Linked DNA regions of Homo sapiens: region 1 is linked to region 2. The links are chromatin loops, found by intact Hi-C in ENCODE. Cell type or tissue: dorsolateral prefrontal cortex. All regions are shown on one strand.

The links. Peaks named below come from ENCODE experiments on the same cell type or tissue, not always from the same donor. Only the 100,000 strongest peaks of a DNase experiment are listed, where the experiment ranks them.
Region 1: a loop joins it to region 2, with 4 times the contacts of the local background. A loop is called at or near these places in 17 of 110 quality-filtered maps.

Annotation. Positions count from the first base shown.
Region 1 is chr2:176,083,710-176,091,709 of GRCh38, reverse strand. EVX2 (even-skipped homeobox 2) reads left to right here and starts at 7,748. Exons shown (of 3, transcript NM_001080458.2): 1 at 7,748-8,000. The coding sequence starts at 7,934. It also overlaps a transcript of HOXD13 not described here. RefSeq lists an enhancer at 5,099-5,923. In dorsolateral prefrontal cortex, CTCF peaks have their summits at 3,047, 3,246 and 5,311; DNase peaks (open chromatin) are centred at 3,229 and 5,299; H3K4me3 peaks cover 1,302 bases; H3K27me3 peaks cover 8,000 bases.
Region 2 is chr2:174,330,278-174,338,277 of GRCh38, reverse strand. SP9 (Sp9 transcription factor) reads right to left here and starts at 3,324. Exons shown (of 2, transcript NM_001145250.2): 1 at 3,165-3,324; 2 at 1-2,171. The coding sequence starts at 3,185. The coding sequence ends at 738. It overlaps LINC01305 (long intergenic non-protein coding RNA 1305), which reads right to left. Exons shown (of 3, transcript NR_038897.1): 3 at 7,635-8,000. LOC102724194 (a long non-coding RNA gene) reads left to right here and starts at 3,302. Exons shown (of 3, transcript XR_427194.5): 1 at 3,302-4,538; 2 at 4,653-4,721; 3 at 5,218-5,284. RefSeq lists a silencer at 1,183-1,392 and an enhancer at 5,892-6,963. In dorsolateral prefrontal cortex, no CTCF peak of the experiment used is centred here; no DNase peak of the experiment used is centred here; H3K4me3 peaks cover 4,511 bases; H3K27me3 peaks cover 8,000 bases.

The DNA of each region.
Region 1 (8,000 bases), 1.8 Mb before region 2:
CTGTCAACTGCAGAGAACTGAGAGGGGCAAATTAAGAGGGCGCTTGTTCCAAGCAAATTCGGATTTTGTGATAGGAGCAGCCCAGAGAAACGGTCTGACTTCAAGGGGTTAGGTGGGCTCAGGGCAGTGCTGGTGGGGCTAGGTCCAGCTCTGGAACCAAGCTGCCAGGGTGTTAGGGATTACAGCCCTGTCCCTCATCATCCCTTTCTGTTGCTCCTCAGCCTCAGAGCTCCAGCCCACCATCCCTCAATCTCAGCAACTAATGGGGCACCAATGAGAGTCCTGCTGTGACTTTGGGGCTCTGCCTTAGGAACAATATTAGATCCAATGAGCCCAGGGTTCTGGGGGTGGATATGGGATCCTTCAGAGCCCATTTGGTTCTGTGGCATGCACTCCCCAAGCCAGCCCATCTCCAAGAAAATCACTCCCCTAAGCCTGTGATTGGTGAAAGCTTGTCACCCAGCACCACTGTTCCCCGACCAAAGATGCCCTGAGTAAGATGAGGAAGAGAGCCAGGAAGGCCCTCCTTGGCCTGGCCTGGCATTTCAGGGTAGGCTGCTGGTGTTAGGAGTGTTGACATGCAAAACGCAGTAACCATAAAAGGCTCAAATAAAGGGGAAAGTTATGAGAGGGGTGTTGGAAAGGAAAAGCAAGAGAATTCGTTTCATCGTTTTGAAGTTCTAGACATGTTCATGATCAAATTTGAGATGGGAGGGGCCTGAATTTACAGGAAATCATAGGGAATAGAAGTTTGCTGATGAGAAAATTTTTTTCACTATTTGGGAAAAGAAGGCAAAAGTCAGCAATGAAAGTTCAACCAGCATTTTAAAAAGGCCAACTGTGGCGAGGCGACAGGATTGCTAACTTTTAAAGAGGGTTTGGCTGGGTCTTTATGAAACAATTTTGGTACCAAACCACCAACCATGGGCCACCATGAAATGCTTTTATTTTCCCTTTGTCTCATTTTTTCTTCCTCAGACAGAGAAAACATGAAGATAGTTTTAACTTTTTATGACTCCAAAAAACAAATTCGTTGAAATATTTCTAAGATATAAGTAGAACCAACAAACTTTCAGTCTCTTAAAATTAAATATCCCTGTGGTTTTGTGCCTTGGGCTTCTGCTTCATTTTCTCACTGATAAGTACATTTTAATGATCAATTATGTGTTTAACAATAAAGTAAAATGAAAATGGGAAGAATGTGTCAAGTTTTGTTGATTTCAAGCAGCCCATCACTTCTGGCTGAATTTTCCATTCAGCAAATTAAGTTGTGCAGGAGTGGGAGAAAAATCTGAATTACTACTCAGGTTGAAAGGGATTTCTCAATGGTGGCTCTGCTTCCAAAAGCCCTGTGGGACCCTCTCAGAGCAGGGCAAAAGTTTTCTCTGTCCATCCTAATGGTTGTTCAGAAGCCAGGAAGATTTTGAATTAGGAGCTTTGCCCCTTGATATCCTGCTGCTGAACCTGCTTCCAGCATAGCCTTTGGGGTCCCAGCCCTGTGGGAGGGCTTTGCCCTGAGGAAAGGGGGTCTGACTTTGTCCACTTGGGCTCCAAAGCCCAGCACCTCTGGACAAATTCTACTGGCTCCTAGGGCTGTGGTTGAGTACAAGGCAAAGTCAGGGCTGCTTTGTTTATGAACTAATGAGACACATAGTTTACAAGCCAGGGATGCCAGGTAGAGGAGGAATTTTGAGGCTGAATTTGCAGAAACATTTCATTCAGGTTTAAACTTACTGGGAATCAGTTTCTTTAGGTGGCCAGGAACACAGACCAAGCCTTGTGTTTGTGTGTGGGTGCATTATGCAGGGGTTTTTAACAACAGAAATAGGCTTTGTTAAGTGAGAATCCTTGGAGACTACACATGTCTCCAAACGTGTGTCTTCTTCAGTGAAACCAGTTTTGCCGCTGTTCCTGATTTTGGTGAAAAACTCAGGATGACCCTATGGTGCCCAAAGTCCCACTGTATTCTCCCATCACTTGCTCCTCTTCCTCCTTTTCTTCCAGAGGCATCCTTTTTAAGCATCAGTGCTGTTCTGGAAGTCATATTCTCTCCTTTCAACCTAGTAGATGATCTTTCAAATTTTGCTCTTGTCCTGGTTTGGGGGAATGGGCAGATACAGGCTGTGATTTAGATTTATTGAAGTTGCTCTGCTTGCCAAGACAGCAATGAGCTCAATTAACCACATAATCAGTGGCCATTAAGGCCAGGATCACAGGATTCTATCAGAGTGGGGTCCTGGGGACTCCTTTGAAAGCACTTGTCTTGATGGCCAAGATCAGGAAGTGCAGGACACCCTCCTAATTAACTTGTAAGAAGCCAAATATTTGGTGTAGAAATAGAGTCTTAATTCCAAAGTAAAATCTTAAGTCTAGCAGAAGTGGCTGGACAGTGTTCTTAACCAAATCTGTGTTCTGCCAACTTTGGAGCTAATTTTCCCTCTCCAGGCAACACCCAGTTTTACTCAGCCTGGAGATATCAAAAGAAACAACAACAACAACAACAACAACAAACCAAACCTATTGTGAAAAAAGGGGACCCTAGCAACAGCTAGACAGTGGAAGCCACATTTGAGTACTTTCTACCTTTGAGACATATTCCGTTTGGGTTTCACAACACGATTAGGCTTTATCAAATGAAAATCGTTTGCAGCAACAACAGTTCCAAACCCCCTCCAAATCAGAAACATTATTTGGTGGAACCAGGTTTGCCTCATGCAGGACAGCGGGCCCTTCTTTGGGATGGAGAGAACTTCTCCAGCCTTGGAAAAAATTAAACACAGTGAGGATTCTTTCCTTTGAAGAGAAGCACTAATCTCACTGTGAAAGGGACGCAGGAGGGTGGGGCAGGAGCCAGAGGCCCAGAGTAACTTGTTGCCTTTTTTTGGAAAATAAAAGCTGGGACCCTAATTTGCTGAAGTTTTATCCGACATTTCAAGGTGAGGGGTTGTCCTTGGAATACACTTCCCTAGCAAAACTACTGGGAAGTCCAGTAAATTCTCACTCTGTCGGTAGCTTGAGATAAAAGAAAATGTCTGTCTACCTACCTATCTCCATTCCGCAGAGTCCATTGTCTCTATGGGGAATCCACATTGTCCTTACCGGCAGGGCAAAGGGATGAAGGTGAGGAAAGTGCCCAAGCACGAAGGGGGGAGCCGAAAGGGAGGCGGAGGGGCAGTGTTCGGCTCCACTTCCCGGCCCGGCGGCGCGCAGTTCCCCACGCCTGGCGCTAGATGTCCCTGCAAGTTTTCCCGTGGCGTCTGAGGGCACAGGAACTCGAGGCAGGCGATGGGTCTGCGTAGACCGAGCCCAGGAAGAAAGTATCCCCCAACTCCCGCACCACGACCTTCCTCCGTGGGGCGCGGGATTGCGACGGGAGTGGGAGGAGGAAAGACAGAAGCAACCGGAGAGACCCGGAAGGGACAGAGAGCTAGAAGCTGGCCTGCCGAGGGCTCGAAATCTGAGTCTTCCCTTATGCAGCGAAACCTGCACCCGTGGAAACCGCACTTCGCCTGAAGACAGGGAGCCCGAGGCTCGAAGCCCAGGCTTTCGCGGTCCTACTGTCCCACTGCACCCTGCAGCCCCAGCTCTCGAGCAAGCATGCGTCCCAAGGCGGGACCGCAAGTTGTCGGCCCCAATTGCCCGCAGCCCCCCGCGTAAGAGGAGAGCCAGGCTCCGGCAGCGGCAGACGCGGGGCTTCGCTGCAGCTACGGCTTTACCGGCGCCCCTCCCCTCGGGCAGCCCGGACAGATTTTTATTACCTGCAGTCATAGGCCAAAAGTGTTTACCACTTCACCTCAGAGGACCCGCTGCTGCTCAAGAAACAAATATTTAGTCTGGAAACCTAACCAAAAAATTAGGCCTCTTCAAAGTCATTACTCCTTTAGAACAAAAAGGGCTTTTCAGTCCATGCGAAGGAAGTCCTTCCTGTACTCCCCACCCCATCTTAAAAATTTCTGCCAAAGCATGCGGGCTTGGGTTGGATTCTTGACTTGTTTTATCTAGTGGGTTCTGTACCTTGGTAGTGGGTAAGAGGCCTTGACGGTCACAGAGGCTGCATCAAACCACCCGGAACATTTGACAGGCCTGTTCCCAGCCTTGGCCTTCACATTCTGGGAGACGTGCAAGTTTGGGTATTTCATCAAAAAGCATCAACAGGGAGGGGCGCAGTGGCTCACGCCTATAATCCCAGCACTTTGGAAGGTCGAGACAGGCGGATCACCTGAGGTAGGAGTTCGAGACCAGCCCGGCCAACTTGGTGAAATCCTGTCTCTACTAAAACTACAAAAATTAGCCGGGCGTGGTGGCGTATGCCTGTAATCCCAGCTGCTCAGGAGGCTGAGGCAGGAAAATCGCTTGAACCCGGGAGGCGGAGGTTGCGGTGAGCTGAGATCTTGCCATTGCACTCCAGCCTGGGCAACGGTGTGAGACTCTGTCTCAAAAACAAACAGACAAACAAACAAACAAAACAAACAAAAACCACCACCAACAACAACTACAACAAAATACACACACAAATCAACAGAACTGCACTCTTCTTACTACCCTCTATATAGGTTCAATGTTTTTGAGGTAGGCCTGTATTTACATAAGGCATATGCAAAATGAGAGAATTAACCTAAAAAATGCTGCCCAAGGCTTTAAACAACACTTTTGACTTTATCATCGGAGATAAGTTTAAATCACAAGTCCCTGAACCCCTCTGGCTCATAATCTCTGGAAAAGGGATAATAGTTTAAATCTCACAGAGTTACTGTGAACCTTAGCTGAGATAACATGTAAAAAGCACTTGGAATTGCAAAGTAAGAGTTTTGTATAAGTTAGCCAATATTACTACTAGTGGGCGTGGAATCTCTAAATAAATTAAGGGACATTAAATATTGGAATGGAATGGTCACTGTACCTCATGAAACATTATTGCCTGCTACACCCAGTTTAGTGGAAACATTATAGGTGTCTTTTACTGTGAGTAGTTTCGCTGACATGTCTCTGACATGTTTTTTGTAATAAACGTGCTAGAAATGCACTATCAGTGTCATTTAAAAGGTGCAAAAATAGTTTTCAAAGCCACTAATGAATGAAGGTGCTGCTGAGAAATAGTGTTTTCCCTTTCGACAGACTGAGGTCCGGTTTGGCGCAGCCTTTGGGACCAGAGGCGTCGGGTCCCAGAGGAAGGGAAGATGTGGGAGAGCCTCGGGCTGAGTGATAGAGGAAGGGGTCGTCAGTCCTCACCTTAGTCCCCAGTGACTGCGTCTCCGACTTGAAAACCAACTCACAGCAGCCGAAACCGCGAGGAAAACAGATGGGGGCGCCAAACGACAGCAATAAAGGCATCCACGGATTTCCACCCAAGCAGTGCCTCGGTTCACCCACACTCCCGCCAGGGTCTCGCACCACTTCCCACCCCCACCACCCCAGCACGACCCGAGCCTGAACCAAGGTGTCCCATTCAGTCCCTGGAGCAAGCGAGGACTGGGTAGGGGGACCCTTCCTGGGTCACAGGAGCAGCGACTGCCAGGCATGGCAGAATTGGGCATCCGGGCTGCGGAGCAGGGAGGGAGCAGGTGGGGGCGTTGGCAGGGCTGGACTCCCACCGCGCTGATGGCCCCAAAGCCGGCGCAATGAGAACTCAGGGAGCTCGGAGCTGGGTGGCCAATGGGGCAGGGGCAGAGGTGGACGCTGGGTCAAGTCCCAGTCCCGGTGCGCTGGATGCCCACTCTGCGTTCCCCGCCGGTTCCCCGTTCCCCCAGGCACCGCCTGCCTATCGAGCTTTCCGTTTATTACCTTAAAGATGTGGAATTGATTTTCTAAGCAAAGCTCGCGTTGTTGAAATAAGTTGGCGCCGAGGGGAACAGAAGATAAACTTTTGGCATTGACTATATGTGTGTATATATGTATATAAATATACTTCACACCTCGCTTCCCCTTACATTCCTGATGCGCCCCCAACGGGTCTAAGGTTAAAAGGAAAGCGCCAAGAGCTATAGGCGAATAGATCTCGAGCTTGCCCCCTAACACACCCCAATGTTCTGGGTGTGTCGGCAGAAAGAAGAGGGGGCCCTGGTTGGGGTTCGGATTGAGGCTAAATGTGGGGATGCAGGACCCGCGCCCAGCGCCCAGATTGTCAGGGTCTCTCAGCCGCTTCAGAAGCTCACGGGCGGACCTCCGCGTCCCATCCCCGTCCTCCCTCGCCTCCGCCTGTGTCCGCGAATCTCTCTCCGGCTGGGCCGTTGGCGGGTGGGCACAGTGCTTGGAGGGTCAGGGAAGGGTGGGCGCAACCGCGGGAGATGAGGAGCGGCCTGGAGTGAAGATTGATCTTCGTTAAAATGGTTGCCACCGGCGTCATTATGACTATCAAAGTTGTCGCCAAGAGGCTCAGCCTCCAAGCCCAGGCCGCAGAGAGCTGCTGTAAGGCTGTTCGGCGACTCTCTGCGCCCGGACCCAACGCTGGGAATACCTGTGGCCGCAGGTAAGGGGCTGGGGTTGATGAGGGGAGGAAAGAGAGAAGGAAGAAAAGCAAAGGGGAAGGGAGGGCAGCGGGGAGGTAGGGGAAGAAGGCTGTCTCCTCTTTCCTCTTTTGACCTCGAAATCCAGCGCCTTTGCCGCAAATAATTCTATTTGAGGAGGGAGGGGAAAATCTGGCAACGTGAGCGTGGATTCGGAGCGCCCGTATGGCGCTGTAAATCTCCACTGTGTTTAAAGTTAGCTGTCGAATTCTGCTATCAAATCGTCCAGCCTAGTTCGTTTCCCCTCAGGAAAATGCGTAGGCGAGAAGGCTTTCTATCAGCAGGATTATAAAAGTAAAAAACCGGGGACTTCGAGTTCAGATCTCACTCTGCAGACGGTGTTAGAAAATCAGAGAGGACCTAATGATTTCCGTTTGGAGGCGCGGGCCCAATGCACCTCCGCGGCCACGTAGCAAGAAAGCGCTTTCAAAACTCTAGGATATTTCTATTTCTCTCTCTCTCTCTCTCTCTCTTTCTCTCACTCCGTCTCCCTCTCCCTTTCTCCCTCTCTCCCTCTCTCCCTCTCTTCCGCTCTCTCTCTCTCCCGGGGTGGGAGGAGAGCATTTAGGCTGAGGTGAAGAAATAGGGAGGGAAAGAACTCCGGCGTCCTATTTGTTAAATAAAATACATATTTGGTTCCGAAATCCGAAAGATAAGTAATCCAGATAGGAGAGGCGCAAGGTCTTCTCCTTACGCAACTCTTCCTGCATCCTCCCCCTTATCTCCCCCCACTTATGCCCCCAGCTTGTAAATGGTAAAAAAAAAAAAAAAAAAAAAAAAAAAAACCAAACCTTCCCGAGGACCTACTCTGGAAAGTCAAACCATTATCTATTATTTAATACGTATCTGTGTCCAAGGAAAAATGAAGAAGGCGCTGCATGATTAGGACCTAAGGGGCAACCTAGCAAACTGAGAGCGTAATGATGCCCCTAAATGAAGGGGGAAATGTGCCGCGGCGCGCTCTATTAATCAGACTGTCAATTTCACCCCCGAGGCCAAACCCCCGGGCGAGCAGAACTGGCTCGGAGCGGGCAAAGGACCGGAGCCTTCCTCCTCACTTGTCTCTTCTCGCCTCCTACCTGGATCTATTTGTCTGCTCTGAAGCTGCCTTCATTACCCACTGACAGGAGGGTGTATTTATTTGCTTATAAACCTGTTACAATAAATGATTATTCGAACAGCGTCATTCGTACCTTAATGACGAGCGGGCGCTACTTTTTGATGAATGACATCTCGGGATCGGAAGGATGTATGGGTCATTTTGACCAGTCATTCCCTCGCTCTGGCATCCCACAATTTTTCCGCCTCCCTCCGAAAGCGATAATAATATTTAGAGGCGTTCGCTGGGGCTGAATGAGAATTAGCCCTAGGCGCAGCCTATCATTAGGACGGGACAGCAGGGCCACTGTGACATTTTTAAGAAAGCTGAGATGATGGAAAGAATAAGAAAAGAGATGATTCTGATGGAGAGAGGGCTGCACAGCCCTACGGCGGGCA
Region 2 (8,000 bases):
ACTCTATTCGAATGAACATTTACAAGAAAATAAAAGAGAACACAATCTTTTGAACCCTATTTATACAGATGTTATGAAATACAGAGAAACTGTCGCTAGACTTCCAGTTTAATTTCTCACCTTAAGCCTTTTGATGCTTCCTTTTTTAGGAAAAAAGTCTCATTGTAAGTAGATATCAGGCAGGACTTGGAGCATTTTATATATAATATAATCCAAACAAAGGGTGTTTTTATCGGTCCCGTTTGTTTTCAAATGTTCTGACAGTCCTTTGCTGGGTGGTGGCTTGTTTTTGAGAAAAGGAAAGAGACGGGTGTTGGAGGGAGGTGGAGAGTGGGCAAAGAGGGAGCCTTTCTATGTATTGCTCTTCGCTCGAGAAGTTTGGGCGAGTGGTATGTGTGTGCGCGCGCGAGTGTGCGTGCTTGTGGTTGTAGGTCTCCGGTGTATGTGTACGTCTGGGAGTACAGTTTTTAAAGTGTTTGTGTCGGAGGATGGTTCGCTTTTGTTTCCGGACCACGCGTTCGATTCTTATCCGGGCGCGGAAGGCAGAGGGGAGCTCCTCGCACAGCGGGCGAACCGCAGCCCGGGAGCCCTGAGCGGCTCCACCTCGCGCCCAGCCCGGGCCCTGGGGGCGTCACTGAAGCCCCTGCCCTCCCGCCTCCCGCTCGCTCGCCCTCCGAACCTCTCGTTCGTTCTCGGTGTCTCTACTCGCTTGTGTGCTCGCGCCTCTCGCCCGGCCTCTAAGAGTCGTTGGGGCCAGACGCTGCTTCCTTGCCTCCCGCGGAGGCCGCCGCCGCCGCCGCCGCCGCTGCCGCCGCCGCCGCTGCCGCCGCCCGGGCGGCACTGACGCCGGAGTCATGCAGGATGAGGTCGGGGGATTCGGAACGGGGCGTCTCCAGGTTGCTGGCGTCCGTGTCACTGTCGCTGCCCTTTTTGCCCCCGCCGCCCCCGTTGTGCGTCTTAATGTGTTTGCTCAGGTGGTCGCTGCGCATGAAGCGCTTGTTGCACACCGGACAGGCGAAGCGCTTCTCGCCCGTGTGAGTCCGCAGATGCCGCTGCAGCTCGTCCGAGCGCGTGAAGCGCTTGCCGCAGAAGAGCCAGTTGCACACGAAGGGCCGCTCGCCCGTGTGCCAGCGCAGGTGCGCCTTCAGGTGCGACGTCTTCCCGTACACCTTGCCGCAGCCCGGAATGTGGCAGCTGTGCAGGCCCTTGCGCCGCAGGCTCGCCCCGGCCGGGCCCAGCCGCTCCGCCTCCTGGCAGTTGGGGCAGTCGCAGGTGGCGCGGCCCGAGTAGCGGCGGGCAGAGCGTGCCGAGCTCCCCCCGGCGGCGGCAGCCGCGGCGCCCGATATCATGGCGCTGGCGGCGGCGGCTGCCACGGCGGCGCTGGAGTCCGAATAGGAGGGCAACACCGGCTTGAAGCCGTCCTGGGCCAGCAGGTGCTGGCTGGTGGAGAGCAGGTGGGAGGCGGCGGCGGCGGAGGAGCCGAGGCCCGTGGAGCTGAAGGCGGAGTGCGTGAGCGAGCTGAAGTCGGGGTTGTAGGTGCCCAGCTGCGAGTGCAGCGAGGCCTGGGGGGCGCCCGAGTGCAGCGAGCTCTGGAGCCCCCCAGCGGGGTTCTGCACTTCCAGCCACGAGCCCGGGCTGCTGTGCACGTCCCACCACGACGACGCCGCGCCGTTGGTCACCTCGCCGGCCGCCAGCGTCGAATGGAAGCCCGACTTGTACCAGGACTCGTACGGGTGCGCCATGCCCACGCGCGGGTACAGCCCGTCGGCTGCCGTCGTGTGCACCTTGGAAATGAAGGCCGACTGGCCACCCGCCTCCTGCGGGGACACCCCGGCCGCTGCCGCCGCGGCAGCCGCCGAGTTGGAGAAGAGGCCGCCGTAGTCGCTGCTGAAGGCGGACGACGTGGGCGACGTGGAGGCCAGGCAGAAGGCGCTGTTGGCGGCGCCCGAGCCGCCCGCCAGGCCGCCCGAGCCACGGCCCCCGGTGGCCACCGCGAAGCCCGAGAGGCTGGAGCCGAGGTTGCAGCTGGACGAGGAGCGCTTCCAGGGGTGAAAGCCGCCTTTGGCGAAGGCGCTCGACTCTGGCAGCGTCGTCAGCGGGCTCGTGTTGCCGATCTTGTTGCAGGTCGCCGCCAGCATGGCCAACGGGGTCGTTCCGAAGCGCGGCTCTTCCTAGAGTGGGTGGGATGGGGGAGGGAGCAAGAAGGAGGAGGGCAAGAGGAAGTGGGGGAAGAAACAAAGTGCACCCGTGAGCAGCCTCGTCCCCTGCGGCTGCTCCCGGGGGGTCCTGGCTCCCCGCCTCGCGCCTCCTCCCCACGCGCCCGCGGAGGAGTCGCCGCACCGGGCGCGGAGCAGGGGCGATCACCCGGGCGAAGGTCCAGGCGCCGGAAAGTTGCACTTCGCTGAGGCTATAAATCAAAGATGCCTCCGTGTTCCCCGCTGCAACCCTGCCTACAACCGGACTTGGGTTGTCGCCGTAAACCGGCTCATCTCCCAGAAGACCCCAAGTCGCCCTTCGGGGTGAAGCGCGAAGGTAAACACAGAGACCAGAGACAACAAACACCGGGTGAGGGCGGAGGCGGCCGAAACAGCTGCCAGGGACGGGCGAAACTTGCAGCTCTCCCAGGGTGGCTACGACTTGACTTTTCTTTTTTAATAGAAAACGTTTGGTTTTAAAGTTTACATACACACAAAAACAGCGATTATGAAAACAATAATCCGAGGATAAGCGGCCAGAGACAGATTTCAAAGTCATGGGCGAATTGGGGAGCCGCGGAAATGTAAATGTTTATTAGCGTGACTAGATGGACTGCAAAACGATTAAGACTGTTTTCTGGAAACACCATTGTCGCATAATTGCAACAAAATCCCCAAAGCAATGCGGGGGATGGGGTATAAATCACGAGGGGAAGAAAAGAAACCTCTAGCTTTTTTTTGAAACCAAATGAAAAAGGACTTGATTAAGAAGGCCTTTTCTTGCAAAGGCATCTTTCTGGGTTCCAAAAACTTGGGGAAAAATCAGTCCCAGAAATGTGGAAAGTGCTAATAGAAGCTGAAGCTGCAGTCTAGCAGCAACAGTTTCTCCGGAGCCGCAGACCCCAGAAGCCATAACGAAAAATTACTCCGGTTAAAACAAGCAAATGCGTTGCCGCGCTTGCGACTTACCCCGAGTATAGACGTGGCCATAGCAGGTCTCTGGCTGCGCAGCGAGGCTGGGAGCGGGGCTGAGCCTGGCGGCTGCTCGGAAAAACTGCTTGGGTCCCGCGCGGCTCCCGCGTCCCCGCGCTCGTGCCGAGCGGACTCCAGGCTCCCGCCGGCTAAACTCAGCCTAAGTGCGAGGAGCACCCGCTTTGAAGTGCCGCTGGCTGCGCCTCTCGCCCAATGAGGGCGCAGGCAGAGCAGACCGGAGCTGCCCCGCAGCCAATCAGACGCTCCGAGGGGCCCGAGCCCGGGCTCCCGGCGCGTGCCAGTCAAGTCAGCTAGCTAGGGCCGCGGGGGTGGGGGGGAGTAGTGGGGGATACTTGCGGGGGGGGGGCGAGGGCGGGCTGGGGACTGAAGAAATTACAGTGCAATTAAAAATTTACACTCACGCACCAAGCCAGGTTTAAGTACCAATGAAACCGAGCCACAAGCACCCCCCCACACACAAACCACCCCGAGATGTTGCAAGTTAGGGCTGACAGTCCTACTCGACTCCCCACTTGTAGGAAAGGAGGCAGGAGGGGAGGAGACACCCAGACACAGCCCGCACCAGCAGGGCCCAAGTGGAGACGGAAATGTGAGCCCTCACTTTGTGTGTCCAGGCTTTTGCCTACAGAACACAACTTCAGCTTGTATCTATCATTCTTGCTTGTGATTTTTATCATTTTCGTGTGTCTTCTACCCAATTCCTTATTCCACTAGATTCAATTTCACTCTCACAGTTATACTGGGGAGGGGGCGCGAAGGGACAGCTCCTCCGAGAGGAGCGAAATAGGCCTCTCTGTACAGATCTACATCCACAGATTTGTTGGGAGGGCCTGGAGCCTGCTGCATCCCGCCATTTCCCCCCAGCGGTGTAAGTGACTTCCTAATTGTCGCTCTGGCCTCTGACCCGGGGGGTAATACAAGTGCCACTCACGCTAGAGGCTTCTGGTGGTAATTGAGGGCACCCTTTGTACGGTTTCGCCAGCGCTTAGATACCAGGTTAACCCAGTTGTCAAATATGACTAAACAGTGGGATGTGCTGATTATCTGCCGGGTTTTGCTGTGGGCTGGCATGGGGGTGGGAGGCATCAGCCCATACAACACGCTGCACGAAGCCGCTTATTTTCTCACTGTAACAACTTTGGAAACAGAGACCGGCGCGAGCGGCGTCCGCCCCCACCTCCACCTCCGCTGAAGCTGCAGCTTGCTCGGCTGTTTGTTTAACCCGGTGAAGATTTGCATGTCGCGTTTCATCCTGGAGTGGAGTTTTCTTGTCCCAGCTCCAACCCACTCCCATTCCAGACCACCAGGGCCTAGAGGCTCGTCCGTAGGGCAAGTGCGCTGTTTTAAGAGGTAGGCTCCCCATTAGTGCCCTGCTTTCACGGACGCGCCCGAGAAATCTCTCCAGGACTTTCACCCGGGAGGGCGGAGGACCAGGCCACACGTGGGCGCTTCCACATTTTGCAGGCTGGAAGCATCCTGAAGTCCTCCCTGGACCTTGTCAGTGTGAAAAGAGGCGTCCTCAAGCAGACCAGGGTGCGTCTTCGAGTCCCCCAGCAACCGCTGACCTGCTTGTTTTTCTCTTTCTGGGCCCCGCTTTCTCTTTCTTCTCCAGGGTAGCCAGAAGCTGTTTTTGAACCAGAAATACCAGCGCCCTCGGGCAGACCTGGGCACTGGTTTTAATATAGCACACTCCCCACTAAACCCACACCCTGCTTCTTAGGAAAAAAAAAAAATTAAACTACCAACCCCAAACCCTCGGGTGCAAACGACGAGTTGTCGCGGAGCCGGTGCAAGTGACAAGGATGTGGAACTGTGCCTCCCGTGTTTTCTCTCCTCTTTTGCAAGATCTCTTGACCCAAAAGTACGACCAGAGTGGCGCTGCTCTCGGCCCTGTGATGGAGCCTGGGTGCGTCTTGGCGCACTCCGTGGGTGGGGAGGGCTATGTGGGTCGCTTTCTTGGATTCATCTTAAAATACTTTGGCTCAGAATGGGTTTTTTTTATTTTATTTTTTTCTCTTTTTTGTTTAAGGTGGCGAAAGCACCAAGGAAATTATGACAGAGAAAGAGAAGGAACAGAGGAGAAGAGAAAGAGAAGGAACAGAGGAGAAGAGAACGAGAAGGCTCGTGTGGCTGTCAATGAAGTGCTGTGCCCTGGGAGACTGTAGTGGAAATGGGGGTGGGGAGGTGTGAAAAGTCCCTGAGGGACGCTGGGTGGAGGGCTGAGGAGAAATCAGGCCGCCTAGAAGAGCCGGAAAGCCCAGCAGGGGGACCCGGGGGCCGTTCCCAACAGGTGACTTCTGCCCTGGAAGAAGACACTGGTTCTCGGCTTCCCATAGAGTCTCCGCGTAGATTTACTAATAGAGGGATTGTTAAGTGGCAGCGAGGCGTTTCCTACTCACCCTGTGCAGCCGAGGAGGAGAAACGCAGAGGTTTCCCCAGTCCACCTCCTCCCCCACCCCCAACACACCCTCTCCTTAAGGAAACCTGACAAAGTAATAAATAAGACAATCCGAAAAGCCACTTAGCACTAGTGACATTTTCAAGCCAACCATTTAAAACAGTTCTCGCAGACACCTCGGGCTCCGGCGCCCTGCTCGCCTTCCTCTTCTCCTCCTCCCCTCGGATCCCCTCCCCTCCCCCTCCCGCCGTTTTCCCCGTAGTTCCAGCTGTCAGACTCTAGACGTGGGCACTCGCATATTCCTTTAGATACACGCGTCTGCATCACAATAAAAGTTAGGGAAATCTTCCAAACGAACGCAGGCAAACACCCGGGCCACTTCAACTCTAAGGTGGGGCCCCAAGGAAATCTTTCGGAGGAAGTCCAGATTTTTTTCGTCTGACAGATTTTTTTCATCCTCTAAAAAAATCTAGTTTTTAAACAAAGATCAATGTGTTATGCTAAAGTGTTGAGCTGACTGTTAAAACATTTGGGGAAATAATGACAATGTAACAAAGGCCTGGTTTGGAGTGAATCATCACCCTTTTAAAAGTTAAAGCAATTTTCAGGAGAATAGCTTTCAGCAAACGCTTTACATTATTCAAAACGGCCAAATAATGCTCTATTATAGCGCCTGAATGCTGCCAGTCAGCCCCTAAGTGCAATTTGTGCAAAGGCCCCGGTGCCTTATCTCCACTTCTTTATAAAGAGGTGAATATAAAACAATTTCTTCCAAACCCAGACAGAGAGCACGAAAATTGCTTCCCTTTCTGCAATCAGGGCAATTTAACTGGAGTGCAATTAGCACTATTAAATGTCGATTCTGCATAAACAAATCTGACTGAGCAGCGAAAGTGGGGTGAGAACCTCATATACACTGAAACTGATTTTTTAAAATTATGTATCCGGGTCCTTTACAATTGATCCGTGACGTTTTCATCTTGGAATATATTTACATCATAAATACACTATGGTTAAACCAACATAATTTTTTTGCAAAAAAATTCAATACGATTCCTAATAAAGAAGAATAGGGTAATTAAAGGGAAGAGTTCACTTCCTTTGAACAAATATTGTTTCTCCCATCTTGCCTCTCCCGGGAGCTTTGATCTGAGCAACTGCTCAAGTTGCTCTGTTTAGCAGGCAAAGCCAGGGAAACAATTCGGTCATTAGCGCTAATCGGAAGGATTGGACCTCCTTCACAGGTCCAATAGCCACAGATAAAATGCTTCTTCCTGATGTGCAGGAAGCGTAGTGGCGACTGGGAGGACCAGTTATTTTCTGAATAACTGGATATGTAGTAGCTGGTTAAATATTAGGTGGCTGCCCAGTCTCCCCGGAGCTTTGACCTAGCACAGAGTCTAGCAGCGGGTATACACCACTGGGGTGGGGTGAGGTTGGGGTGGGGTGAGGTGGAGTTAGGGGGACTCCGGAATAAGGTTGAAGGGGAGGCGTTAGGGGAGGAGGAACGGAAGGTGCTCGCCTTGGCCAGGCTGGCTGCAGTCAAAGTCTGGACCACCGGGACCAGGAGGCGGGGGTGGGGGTGAAGGGAGCCCAGCCTATAAAAAGCATTTATCTGACCTGTCCTCCCAACTGCCTTTATTTATTTGCAAAGCCACAGCGCTCCTTTTTAAATCATTTGTGCAATTAATTATGCTTTTCATTTGCATGATCTTCACTAGAGCAGTGATTATCAGGTCAGCACGGTGTGGGAGTTGCGGAGATACATTAATAACTTGAGTTAAAAAAAGAAAAAGCTGCCCTTGTGTACCAATGTTGCCTGCCATGAACAAGGGAGAAGGAAGCCCAGGAAGGTCCATAGTGCCTGTTGAGTCGGGTGAATCCTTTCCACGGTTGGTGTCTTGTCAGTGGTGGGTGAAAATGAAATACAGCCTTTGATTAGCAGGGAATCTTTTATAGTTGACACATATTTATATTTTTTAAAGCACCAGTTGTTGAGATCAAATGGATGGAGAAAATTAATTGAAAATTGAGGAACTCTCCCACAGTTTCTGTTAAGCTTTCCTTTAATATTTGTTCTATAATGTCCTAATTCCAGCCCAACCCTTGCAAATGAAAGAGCAAGGAAGATTCAATAGGCCAATGGGACTTTCATCTTTTTTTTCTTTTTTTTTTTTTTTTGTATCTCAGAGGCGTCACTGCTATTTAGCAGTGGTAGAAGATGCAAATCTTTCTTGCCTCTGTAGGGTCTGCTGAAGAAATTGAAAACCCCTAGTCTATTAAGCACAGTCCAAACGTTTGTTACACAACTAATTTTCTGCTGTTAGATGTATCTGGGCCATATATTTTAAGCTGGCCTCTATGTGTTTATCTGAGCCAAAAATGCATTAACAATTAAGGGAAAGACTGGTGTG